2 separate regions of the Mus musculus genome follow, and region 1 is linked to region 2. A link is a contact called in ENCODE Hi-C data. All regions are on one chromosome and are shown on one strand. The core of a region is the stretch at or near the end of the contact, and the rest is flanking DNA. Distances in the headings are between cores, read along the strand shown. Region 1 holds the start of Rpl27a (ribosomal protein L27A). Region 2 holds the start of Tescl (tescalcin-like).

Region 1 (6,418 bases), core at 582-3,081, about 85 Mb after region 2:
AAACCTCTCTTTCTGCTAGACTTAGGCAGTATATGATTAATGCCTGTGAGATGAAGGAGAGATGAAGATCAGAGTATTGTGAGGTCAAAAGGGAGTGGTCACTGAGACTAAAAACGGGGAATCTGGAGAGGGAAGGGGAAGGCTAGGTCCAGGCTCTGTACCCTACCAACTTTATAACCTAGGACAAGTCACCCAGTTCTGTGTCTTTTGTCTCATGAAAAAATGAAGCTAGATTTTGTAAAGTTCAAGGCGCTCTGAGGATGTTGGGGGTCTTACCATTGTGGCCTGGAGTGCTATTGGAAGTAGTAGAATACTAAGGTAGTTCCTCTATTCTTTAGAGTTCAGAAAGAGTTGGTCATGAGGGTACATGCTTAAAATCTCAGAACATGGGAAGCTAAGACTGGAGGATCAAAAGGTTAAGGTTAGGGAAATCAAGAGTGGTACTGGGATACTAGCAGTGAAGGCATGGGTAGTTCTAATATTTGTCCTTATAACAGAAAATGGTAGTCCTCAGCCCTCAAAGAAAGCTCTCTTTGCAACAGGCAGAAAGAAACTGATATAGAAAGCTATAACCAATCAAAATGCAGAGGTGTGAAGTCCAGTCCCACTGGATAAATCTGTAAAACAACCCCTCCACCTAAGGCGAGGGAAAGACTGTAAGAGCCAGAGATCAGAGGCTTTACTGTGAAATTGTGTGTCCTAGGAGTGTAAGAAGCCACACCCATAGTATCACCAACAGGACTGCCTGAATAGGAGCTGAACAAGGACAGCCATAGATATGCTATTACAGCCCACACGAGAAAGTTCGAGACCATCATGCCTAGCCAATCGATTAGGAGTGTAACTCCAGCAGTCAGGAGGTACAAGGCCAGCCTTGGCTTCAGAGTAAGACCCTGTCTCAAAACAAATACAAGATCTTGAGGAAATGGTGTGGCTAAAGTCAAACTGCCCAGATTGTAATGGACTAAACACCGAGCAAGAAGCTAGCAGACAGACAGGATTTGCCCACTCTGCTTTCTGAGAGTTTTGACTAGAATATTCTTTAGTTTAACGGATCAAGTAAGAAACAATAAAACAGATTAAGGGGTTAGAATCTTGTGCACAAGTGTACCACTTTTGTTAGCAAGCAGGCTACACGCCAGGAACTCATGGATTTAAAAGGAAAACAAGCAAAATTGCCCAGTCCTGAACCCTTAGAGAATCTGGGCTCTATCGGGAAGAAAAATGTAACTTGGCAATTAGAAGTTACAAGTGTGATAGTTCGAGTAAACAAGTAACAAAACAGGTCCAAGAAGGTCGACACGGAAAATACTTGTATGAGGAGCACGCTGGGCTGGGAACCTCGGGTCCAGGGGAGTAAAAGCATACCAGCCAGAGTCTGGAGAAAATTCAAATGTGATGTTTATACAAAATAGTTACAGAATCTAGATCCCTGAAGCACAGAAGGCTGTTCAAATTTGGCAGGACATGAAGAGAGGACCAGAGCAAAAGAGAAGGGCAGTGTCCCTTTAAGGGACGTCAGAGGCCCTGCGGAAGTCTTGCCGATGCTCTGAGCCACCGCCATTGCTGCCCGGAGACAAAAACCAACCGCACCAGAAAAGAACAGTGCACTCCGACGATGACCGGCCGCAGCGGCGCTCGACTAGGGAGGAGCTACCGGGGCTTCCGGGGGCGGGCGCCACCGGTTCACCCCGCCCATCCACACGGAAAGGAAGAGGCGGGCGCCGGGAGCCGTGACGTCAGGAGCCCTTCCCGAAGCCGGCCTCCTGGCCGGAAATGAAGCATTGGTCCCGCCCCCGCGCCTGCTACCTCGCGAGACTTCGTGAGCTCCTCCCTTTTCCCTTTCTGCCACCGCCATGGTAGGTCTTCTCTTGGCCTCCGCTCCATCGCGGAGGGTCGGGGCTCTGCTTCCCAGCCTTTCAGCTGCTTGCTATGGTCCTAGTGGGTCTCCATGGCTGGGCGTAGCCTGCGGGGCGGGATGACCCACTCGGGTGTGGGGCGAGGAACGTGGGGCCGCGTGTTCCGACCAGAGCTGGGATCGCGTGGACGTGCGGGCCCGGGCGGCTGAGCACGCTCTGAGTCCCGGCCTCGGCTTAGCCGGTGCTCCAGAAGGCAAGTCCTCGTGTGCAGGCCTGATCCGGGCAGGCAGGCATTGCTGCCCTCTCCCCGGTCTCCCCATCCTCTAAGCAGGCCTAACCACTTTGCTGTTTTTCCCACGCAGCCATCCAGACTGAGGAAGACCCGGAAACTCCGGGGCCACGTGAGCCACGGCCACGGCCGCATCGGTAAGTGTGCGCCTCCTCGGCGTTTGGCCTTTGGAGTTTTGTTGGAAAGTAGACATCCGTGGGTGGAAGGAAACACTTGCAGTTCCCCTACTTTATGTTGGTAGCGGGGTGAGAGTTAAACACATGCCGCTGGGATGTGAAATGCCGTAAATGTTCCTTCTATCCCCGAGTCTTGATAAATCGGGCTTAGAAACGGATGGTAAACTGAGAGCAGGAATAAGGGCATGTGAGCAGCTATAAGTCACACAAGTTGCTTTGTGTGCCGACAGGTAAGCACCGCAAGCACCCAGGCGGCCGCGGGAATGCTGGAGGCATGCACCACCACAGGATCAACTTTGACAAATAGTGAGTGTTTTGGAAGTGGGGGCTGAAGGGGTGAGTTAGGACGGTGTCTCCCTGGAAACGGGCTTCTTACCATTTGGTATGGCTAGCTTTAGCAAGTAAACGCTGCACTTGAACTGAGGGGACCTGTCCGAGGCTAGAGTCACGCTCAGGTATTGCTTGTTGCCTTAGTGTGCTTAAGTCCTCGAAGAATAACTGCTGACCTTATTCACTGGCTGTGTGGACTTTCTGGCACAGTCAGTCACCAGGTTAGTGACATATGTCAAGTTAACCCATTCAAAGTTACGTTGCACCCTATTTAGGGAATCCTTTAAGGAGTGGGGGTGCTACTGAGTGACCTGACTTTTAGTTCAAAAATTGTATCTGGTGCCTGCTGTGTCAATGTTTACAGTAGTGAACACTTACACTCACTAGGAGACAACTACAAAGATAAGTTTTCTCAGTGAGGCTCTGAAGATGGTTGCCTTCCCTCCCCAGTCACCCAGGTTACTTTGGGAAAGTTGGTATGCGGCATTACCACTTGAAGAGGAACCAGAGCTTCTGCCCAACAGTCAACCTGGATAAACTGTGGACATTGGTCAGCGAGCAGACACGGGTCAATGCGGCAAAAAACAAGACTGGAGTTGCTCCCATCATTGATGTTGTTCGATCAGTGAGTGAACTGACTTGCCATTCGTTTTAAAAGATTTTATGTATATGAGAACACTCTTCAGAGAAAAACAACAGAAAAGGGCATCGGATCCCATTATGTATGGATGGTTGTGAGCTACCATGTGGTTGCTGGGAATTGAACACAGGCTCTCTGGAAGTCCAGTCAGTACTTAGAGCTGAGCCATCTCTCCAGCAGCCTGCCTTGTCACTCTTAATGGGACCTTTAATACACGGTCTTATTTGAAAGCCAAACCTATATATACATTTGGCCATTACCTATTAGAAAATTTTAGTAGAATTGTTGCAGGTGATTGAATTGGTCACATGCTAATAACTCTTCCTCTGCTTGGTTCCCACTTGTTTCCATTTCTAACAGGTTTGCTTTTTGAGGTATATAGTTGGTCCAGAATGGTCTTAAGGCACATCCTGGCTTTTTTTTTTTTTTTTGCAGGTTAAAGTGTTCATTATTTAAGGCCCTATATTGTTAAAAGTACCCCCATCCCCCCCCCCCCCAAAAAAAAAACCACACCAGCCTAAGTGCAGAGACCCAAACCACAGGGAGGCTTTCATGGGCCCATCATTCCTAACCTACTATATTTAGTAGGGTGTAACTGGTCAGGAGTGGGGGGGGGTGTTTGGCCGAGGCTAGAGTCACATCCTGACATGGTGCTTGTCCTGGTGTGCTACAGTTCTCGGAGAGAATCGCTGGTCTTGATTCATTGGTAGGGGCCTTCAGTGTCCCTTCTAGTGCCCAGATCAGAAACATGGCCTATCTGGGCTGGCATATGCTATACTCTCAACTATGGAGGTGTAGTTGGTGAATCTCTATGATCCCATATTGATCTACATTTGAGTTAGAGGCCAGGCTTTACATACCTGAAAAGGGGGAATAAGTCAAGTCCTACCTGAATCTTGGGGTGTTATGTGTCTGATGTATGTTGTGAATCTTTCTATTATAGGGCTACTACAAAGTTCTGGGCAAGGGAAAGCTCCCTAAGCAACCTGTCATCGTGAAGGCCAAATTCTTCAGCAGAAGAGCTGAGGAGAAGATTAAGGGTGTTGGAGGTGCCTGTGTTCTGGTGGCTTAAAAGCCACACCGGAGGTTAATTAAATGCTAACATTTTCCATGTGGTCTTTGCATCCTTCCTTGTCTGCATGTTGGAAATCTGCCTAACATTCTAGGAAGAGGTGAGGTGTGGGCCCTTGAGAGTCAGTCTGTGGGAATAAGTGTAGCCCAACTATGCACAGTTGTAAATTCCTACATCCCCGTGTGTATTGGTCTTGATATTCAAAGAATTGATGAATGCCATTACTTTCAGTCCAAAGTGAAGAAACCTGGTCTCAAAAAATCCCGAGGACCAGAAATGAGATGGGTTTTCCTGAAAATCTAAAGTTCTTGAAAAACCTTGCCATCCAGATTGCTAGCAACTGCCTAGCTTTGTAAGCTTACTGTGATGGACAGGTAGCTCAGGACGACTGGTCACTTAATACTGGACAGATTAGCATGGAAAACTTAAGGGGAGGAGGAGGTAGTAGGTTCCATCCAGCTTCGCTTTGTTGGTGGCATCTAGGTGTTGTTCCAAGGGAGCATGCCTACCTGCAACAGGACATCACTGGTTGGGAATACTGTAGAACCAGAGCTGTGACCTTTGAACTACTAGAAAGATGAAATTTTATGTAAAGAGTACCTTGGAGTAAATAAATAAAGCCCAAGATCCTGATTGTCTACATCTTTAAATCTGGAAGTTTTTAGGGAGTAGGTTGTGTATGCTTAGTACTGACGCTGCTTTAGTAGACAAGTGCGTAGTAAGAGGCAGTATAAGTTGGGTCACTAAATACGGAAAAATTCATTTTAAGATGTGTTGGGGGACAAAAGACTTCTGGCTCTAGAGATAATACTGTGTGCTGCCCCTAGTCCAGATGATGTATCTGTTTATGGGTGGAGGATGATTGACATGCATGTGGCAGTCGGGACAATTATAGGGTCCGTAACATGACAATTGTGTATGTAACCACAGTAATTCTATGTAAAGGTTTAGGCATGTGGCTGCATTGTTATTTCCTAAAGCATATATTTACAGGTTTTTTTTATAACACTATTATACTAAGATGTAAGTTATTTTGGCTGTTGAAGAGTTGGATATGATAGGCTTGAGAATTAGGGAGTTCAGATCTTGTGTGAAGGAACCTGGAGAGCCTTTAATACATTCTGCCAGCCACAAACCAGGCTTGCACTGCCCACACCACCCAAGCCATCAAGTGTATACTCAAGGATGTTCCTGCCTGCGTGTATGTCAGGAGCTCTTGGAGGCCAGAAAGGCACTAGATCCTCTGGAGATGGAGTTACAGGTGCTTGTGGGTGCTAGGAATTGAACCCGAATCTTCTGAAGAGCAGCCAGTGTTTACGGACTTCTCCAGTCCCTAAGTGCACTATTGTAAAATACGTGAAAGTTTTAAAACAAGTTTACACTCCAGTCTGCACTCGGATTGGGAGTGGGGACAGGCAGAAAGGAGAAGCACCTTTAGGGAACTGGGTGTTTTACTAAGGAGTCTACTCTGTTAGGAAGCCCACGCTGAAGGCAGCAGCACCCAAGTCTGATGAATTTTCTGGTAATCTCAGAAGAAAATTTTGCCTTCCCAGAAGACAAAGCTTCCACCTTTGGGCCAGTTGGGGCTTCCATGGGTATCAGTGGAAAAGAAGGAAAGGATAGGAAGAAAACCCAGGATGAGACTCATTCAAATTAGGGTGCTGCAAGGACAAGGAACGTTACAGTTCGCATCCTGCCAAACTCTGTTCTGTGAAGGCCTGGGTAGGAAACCAAAGTAAAGCCCTTGTTCTCCTTCCCTAGAAGGTAGTTGAACTTTCTGAATATATTTCAGTGTAGAAACCTGAGGTGACATGGAAGAGTCATTGGCAGTGAAGCACAGAGTCTGCACCCAGTGTTAGCAGTGATATACACACTATATATATAGTGTTTGTTAGTTATAGATATATAGTGTTAGCAGTCTGCTGCTGCTGCTGAGGCTACCCAGTAAAGTCACCTAATGATAGCAAGGGGCAGGGGCAAAGAGCATCCTTCCCATCACTGGAAACACCCTAATCTGTGGCTACCAGAGAAGGAAGCTAAATGGGAACTGAC
Region 2 (7,236 bases), core at 3,029-5,528:
TCCTGGACGTGTTAAATTTAATTTCAGTTTAATGTTTGAATGTCTAACCTATTGTCTGCTTGCTTGTTGGTAGAAACACTCTCTACTTTCTAGTTGGCTGATTTCACAGAGCCCAAAGTGGCTTTTTCATAAGAAACCAATGTGTTTCTCCATACAATGAGATGCTTTTTATTCTACAAGCCAGTCAACCAGCAAGATCATAGATTCTGGTACTGCCCAGAGGACTCTGACAGTGGTAGTGAAACAGTGCTCTCCAGCTCTCTTTCCTTCGGGGATATGCATCCTTCCCACGAACAGAAGTCATCCTATCTGTGTGTGCTCAGATCTGAAGCAAAGATCTGGGGACTGGGGATGAGGCTGAGCCGGTAAAGTGCTTGCCTGCATTCAGAAAGCTGTGAGTTTGGTTCGGAGCAGATGCATCAAGCCTGTGAGTGCATGCCTATGCTCCCAGCACTCAGGAGGTTGAGCCAGGAGGTAGAAGGGCATCCTAGGCAAAACAGTGAGTTCAAGGCCAGCCTAGGATACTTGAGATTTTGACCCCAAAATTTAAATAAACAAACAACAACACAACTGCTTGAAGGAAAGGAAGGAAACAACTGCCCCTCAGGGAACTCAAGCGCCTGTATGCAAATTTATTATTATCTTCACTCATGCATATTCATCAAAGCAGCAGCTTTTAGGGATAATTTAGAACTCCAGGGGGTATTTGGCAGACTACATTTTTAATGTTTTCTCAACTACAATGACAAAAAGAAAATTATTGCAGGAGACTTTTAAAGACTCAGGCTGCTGCTGTGCTAACAACAGGCCTGCAGGAACCAGCAAGTGCTCACATTAGTGTGGAAGGGGCTGGAGATGGGACTTGGAGGCCCAGCACTTGCTCAGCATGCACAAGGCCTAGGGTCAATTCTCATAACTACAAAATGTTAACTAATAAATACAAAATAGGATACAATGGTTTATTTATTTATTTATTTATTTATTTATTTATTTATTTATTGAAACAAAGAAACTAGACTCTCTTATATCAAGTGTTGTAGCTCTTTCAAGGACTGTCAAATGAGCCTGGCCAGGTGTGGTGCATACCTTTAACCCCAGGACTTGAGAGGCAGAAGCAGGTAGATCTCTGTTGAGTTTGAGGCCAGCCTGTCTATATGTCCAGTTCCAGGCAAACTAATGCTACATAAAGAAATCCTCTCTCAAAAACAAAACAAAGATGGAGCCTGCATACAAGTCTGGCCTGCTTAGTGTAGCTCTCCCCCACCTCATCGGAGGAGCTGAAGCAGATAGACTATCACAGAGATCCACGACTGGTCAAAATGCAGGGTATACAGGATCATGGCTGTCCATCTCCAAGTGATACATTTACAACACAACCCCTACACCTGAAGCTCAGAGAGCATTGCAGAAAAGAGGGCAGAAGACAAGGGCACCTGCTTCAAGATAGTGTCTTTTAGATATGACAGGGACACTGCACCCATGATATCTCAACAGCTTTGCTGCCTGAGCAAGACTGGTCCAGTCCCTCCCATCCCCCACCCCTTAACTCTCAAATCCAAGATGTCTTTATTATTGTTATATATGTGTACATAAATACAACAGAGTCCACCAGTGTTGATCATACATATGTATCTGAGTCTAAGGCTGACCACTTGGGATTGGGTAACCTATGGGGGTGAGGAGAGAAGGGGACCTCATCTCAGAAGGAAATGGGTTCTCCTCAACAGCCAGTGATCGCCAGTAGCTCTTCATCTGGGGGAGGGGCCCTGTGGATTCTCTCTCATCCACAGCTGACGTGTTGGCACATGCCTGTAACTCTAGCTCTTGGGAAGTGGGGATGGGAATACAAGGTGACCCTCAACTATCAAGGCCATCTTGGGCTACGACGTGACACTCAAATGCATGCCACAGTGACACCACTAACAAAAAAATAGCTTAACCCTGAGTTAAAGTCATGGCCTGCTTTACCATGGACTGTGCCTTCAAACTCTGAGTCAAACAAGCTCTTCCCCCCTAACGGTGCCTGTTAAGTATTTTGTCCAAGCAACGAGGATACAGCTAGGTTTGACAAACTTTTACTTGTAACGAGCTAGTTTTAACTGCTCAAATCTGCTCTTTCACCAAGCAAGAAGACATTAAGCCTAATGGCATGCTCACAGCATGCCCTGGTACTCTCTTCACCGGGGTCTGTCTGATGCACACAGTGATGAGTTACGAGAGACAATTTCATACACCTGTGCTCTGTACTCTGACCACAGTGACTCCACCCCCTTTCCTCCCTGTTCATTCCCCAGGCTACTTGGCGATTTTACATCCTATGACTTCATGTTATCTATATAAAACTCTAGGATCCACAAATGAGTAGTGTTTCCGTTTCTGGCTTGTTTCTTGTTTTCATGGATGGATAAAATCGACCCCATATATACCACATTTTAACCATTCATTCGTCTGCAGAGGGACACTTGGGCTCGTTCTGTAAGGTGGCAATACTGAGTGATGCTGCACTCTGTGCAGATGTTTGGCATCTACGTGGTCCTCTGGGTGTACATCCATAGCTGGGTCATCTTACACGCGTTCTCACGACCGGCCAGGAAGAACACAACAAACCGGAATCTTCTGCGGCAAAAGCTTTATTGCTTACATCTTCAGGAGCCAGAGAGCAAGAGAGCAAGAGCTCTATTGCTTACATCTTCAGGAGCCAGAGCGCAAGAGAGCAAGAGCTCTATTGCTTACATCTTTAGGAGCAAGAGAGCAAGAGCCAGAGCAAGAGAGAGAATGGCGAAACCCCATCCCCTTTAAGGAGAATTATCCTCCGCCTAGGACGTGTCACTCCCTGATTGGCTGCAGCCCATCGGCCGAGTTGTCGACTCGGTGAAGGCAGAGCACATGGAGTGGAGAACTACCCTTGGCACATGCGCAGATTATTTGTTTACCACTTAGAACACAGGATGTCAGCGCCATCTTGTAACGGCGAGTGTGAGGGCGGCTTCCCACAGGGTCATATGATGGTTCTAGTTCTAGGCTTTCCAGAAACCTCTCTATATTGACTCCATAGAAGCTGAACGAATTTACATCCCTACCAGTCATCGTGTGTACATATTTCCTTCCCTCGCGCCCCTGCATCCTACCCACCATTTATTTTATTGATAGCCATTGCGCCTTGCATGAGATAGATGGGCAAAGGATGCTTACGATTTTCGTGTTTACTGGCCATTGGTACATTTATGTTCTATTCATTCTATTTTTTTGACACAGAGTCTCACTGTGTGAGCTCTGGCCTGCCAGAAACTCACTCAATAGACCAGGCTGGCCTCAAACTCACAGAGATCTGCCTGCCTGCCTCTGCCTCCTGAGTGCTGGGATTCAAGGCAAGCACAGCCACGCCCCGCTCATCTCTTTTGATCATCTTTATTCTTTGAGATGAAATCCATCAAGTCCCATGTACCCTGTAGCTGCTGCAAGAGTCTGCCGGATTCAAGGGGCAGCTTCTCCAGTGTGGGTGTGGCAGCCCGCCGGTCACTGGCATAAGACCGTGGCTTCTAGATTCAGGAAGCTGACTTGCATCTTCACCTCCAATTCGAGGCTCTTCCAGGTCTTGACGAAGTCCTCGAAGGTGATGCCCTCATACTGCTGGCCCGCCATCAGCGGCTGGTCCGACGCCCTGGCCGCCTCCTTCAAGGCGCCCTGGGCGATGGCATTGGCGACGGAGCGCACAGTGTCTCTCTCCACTTGCGGGTGCGCCGACAGCAGGCTCTCCACCACCCGGCGGTACTCCTGCAGGGTAATGATCCCATCGCCGTCCTGGTCGTACATGTTGAAGAGGAACCGCATCTTGTCCTTGCGGTTCTGCTCCGCCTCCTCTTTGTTGAGACTGGGCCGCAGCGGCCGGAAGTAGGAGATGATGGTCAGGAAGTCCTGGAAGGTGATCTCCTCCGCCAGACCGCTGGTCCCTTTGCCCAGGTTCCGGTTGTCGAAGAAGGCGCGGACGATCCTGGAGCGGATCGGATTGAACTCCAAGTCCAGGATGTTGTCGAAGCTCTCTGGCTGTAGGGTGGGCTGGTCCCCGCTCAGCAGCCTGAACCTCTGGTGCAGCTGCTTGATCTGCTCCCAGCTGAAGTCGCACTTGTTCAACACCTCCTGGATGTGCGCCCACCATAAGTCGGTCCTGCTCTCGCGCTCCCACTCCTCCTTGGACGAAAGGGAGGCGCCCATGGTGCCCCGTGTGCTCGGAACGACCTCAGGCGCTCAGTGGAAGGGTTCGGGCTTCCTGGTCGGTCTCACCTTGCTGCCGTTCTGATTTATTAGGTCATCAAAGCAACCTCTGTTAGGGCAGGTCCGTCACAATCCCCGAAGGCTCTTTCCTCTCCAAATTCAGTGAAATGAAGCATATTGAAATAAATATTATATATGTGTTGTATATTACGCATTGCGTATTATAGATTGCATATTATATATTATGTTACATGTTACATCTATTATGTGTCATATGTTTATTATATATTTTATACATTATATAATTTTATATATATGAAAAGAGAGAGCACGCTTTGGTTTTCCTAGGACAACCAAAGATACGTGTCTTTGTCTTACAAAAGATGCTAAAATGGCCAGTGATGCCAACATTCAGGAGGTAGGGGCAGGAGAATCTCTGTGAGTTTGAGCACAACATGATCTGCACAGTTGAGTTCCAAGTCATTCAAGGGAAGGATGGAGAGGGGAGGGGAGGGGAGGGGAGGGGAGGGGAGGGGAGGAGAGGAGAGAGGATAGGAGGGGAGAGTAGAGGAGGGGAGAGGAGAAGGAAGGAGGGGAGGGGAGGGGAGGGGAGGGGAGAGCTCAGAGAAGCTCACCAAGATGCCAAGCCTTCATTTCCTAAAGGAACAGAGGAGTTCAGCCTTCTTGGAAAAGACTGACACACAGCTAGCTCACTCCAGTTACTTTATTCAAACATCATACAAGGTTAATTGGAGCTGGGAAGGGTTTCAGCTACCAAAGTTAACTTACTCTTGCTGCCCTTGAGAGCAGACATCCCACACAAATCTCAGTCCCGTTTCACCATGGCTAGCCATAATCACAAGTAAGAACTCCATGTTTGCCCAGGAGTGTCTTAGGACCAAGGTTGTGCAGCTGCAAGCTCTCATGTCATGCCAAGTACAGACTTTCCAGGGAGACATCTCTTCAGGGTTCAAATAGTCACAAAACAATTTCTCAGCCTCTACTCACTAATCCAAACATAGCAATGGCTTTGCTAAACAGTTCACTCAAACCCAGACACAAAGGCTTTACTATACATCCACTCAAAGCCACACACAAAGGCTCTACTATACAGACCCCTACATGGGAAGGGAGAGTTTACTCTGCTTACACTTCCTTCCATATCATACCCCATCAGCAGGCTCTCGAACTAGGACCCAAACGACAATGACAGTGCATGACTCCCATTCGGAACTCTGCCTTCCAGGCAGGATGTGGCCGTCCATGTCTGGGAATCAGAGAAGCTGTGATGACCTGCAGGAGACTCTCACAAGGCACGGCTACTATCATTCTCTTGTCGGTAGATGGGAGGAGCATTGGATGCATAGGAGCACAGCAACCCTCTCCCTCCTGCTCCATACACAGTGGAAGCAGAGTGGGCAGCAGGTCGACCTGAGAGGAAACTCCAGGGATGCATCTCTTGCCAGTCATCACCCTCGCTGCTCAAGTGAATCCTCAGGCATACTCCGATAATTTCAATAAGTTCCTTCAGTGGTTTTTTTTGTTTTTTGTTTTTTGTTTTTGTTTTTGTTGTTTTTTTTGTTTTTGTTTTTGTTTTTGTTTTGTTTTTTTTTTTTTTGGTTCTTTTGTGGTATTCTCCATTGGAGTGAACACAAATAGACTCCCTAGGGAGTCACACTGTAGTCATTCGGGTCCTGGGCTGTTCCTGGAGCTCACTTCAGCTCTCTGCCTAGGAAGTGAGATGGTAGGGACCTGAGAAAGCGGTGGCATCTGTCCTTGTCTATATAGTGAAAGGACAGGATAGGTGCAGAGAGTGGGAGGGAGGGCATAAAAGCAGACTGACTGCAGAACACAGCTGGGGTCTCCCTGGCTCCTAGGTCAGAATCTCCTGACACACCCCCCCCCCCAGTCCCATCATCTCTTCATATGGTCCTGAACTCTCCTCTCCTCTAATTAGCATACTACACATCTACCACATCTACCAGCTGGGAGAGTGCCTGCCTAGCACAAAGCCCTCGGTTTGAACCCCAGCACCCCAGAAACTGTGCATGGTGGTGCATGCCTGTAATCCAGGGTAGAAAGAATTATGAGTGCAAAGCCATTCTTAGCTACCTAGTGTTTTCAAGACCAGTTTGGGCTCATGAGACGCTGTCATTAGTCCTTCACTAATCCCGCTAATCTGGAAGTGTGGTTTAAGATTTATTGTGGCCAGCAGGTGGCGACAAAGTGTCTTGTGTATTACACGGAGAAAGCTGGCTTTCTGCTTCCACTTCAAAAGGATTCAGCTTTTAGCAACTAAAGGCCTCTTTCCTAAGTTGTCCAAAAAGATCCTGCCTTCTTCATGCTTTCTCACCAGACACAGGGGATCCTCCCTCAAGTTCCTAATGGTACCTAACATGAACTTTATTTGATATTTCTTGTTTTAAGATTCTTTTTTAAACCGGGCAGTGGTGGCACATGCCTTTAATCCCAGCACTTGGGAGGCAGAGGCAGGTGGATTTCTGAGTTCAAGGCCAGCCTGGTCTACAGAGTGAGTTCCAGGACAGCCAGGGCTACACAGAGAAACCCTGTCTTGGAAAAAAAAAAAAAGGAAAGAAAGAAAGAAAAAAAAAGATTCTTTTTGAGACAGGGTAGCCCTAGCTGTCCTGGGACTAGCTCTGTAGACCAGGCTGGCCTTGAACCCACAGAGATCCACCCACTTCTGCCTCCCCAGTGCTGGGATTAAAGGTGTGCGCACAGCCATACCCAACTGCTGTATTCCTTCCTTTTACTTAAGGGGTTGTGTCTGTGTGTGTTACAAGTACAGTTTCCAAAGATGCCTGAAGAAGGTTTAGGTTCCTCTGAAGCTGGAGGTACAGGCGATTGTGATGTGGGGGCTGGGAACCAAACTCAGGTCCTCTAGAAGAGCAGCCCGTGCTCTAACCATGGAGCCACCTCTCTAGTCTTTGGTATTTTATACTGGTTTTAAAAACTAGCTATGAATTTATTTTTTTATGTGTACCTGTGTTCTGCTTGTGTGTGTGT

What was found. A loop is a pair of places that touch in the nucleus more often than their neighbours do.
Region 1: a loop to region 2 is called in a map of T-helper 1 cell, with 259 times the contacts of the local background. The contact joins the promoter of Rpl27a here to the promoter of Tescl in region 2. A Hi-C loop is called at or near these places in 2 of 37 maps with a recorded cell type or tissue (T-helper 1 cell and T-helper 17 cell).

What each region holds. Positions count from the first base shown.
Region 1 is chr7:109,517,364-109,523,781 of GRCm38, forward strand. Rpl27a (ribosomal protein L27A) reads left to right here and starts at 1,832. Exons shown (of 5, transcript NM_011975.3): 1 at 1,832-1,859; 2 at 2,222-2,285; 3 at 2,555-2,630; 4 at 3,105-3,279; 5 at 4,238-5,006. The coding sequence starts at 1,857. The coding sequence ends at 4,366. It overlaps Snora3 (small nucleolar RNA, H/ACA box 3), which reads left to right and starts at 2,769; the gene lies at 2,769-2,888. It overlaps LOC115485611 (a small nucleolar RNA gene), which reads left to right and starts at 3,917; the gene lies at 3,917-4,046.
Region 2 is chr7:24,329,687-24,336,922 of GRCm38, forward strand. It overlaps Tescl (tescalcin-like), which reads right to left and starts at 4,279. Exons shown (of 1, transcript NM_001163810.1): 1 at 3,394-4,279. The coding sequence starts at 4,212. The coding sequence ends at 3,517.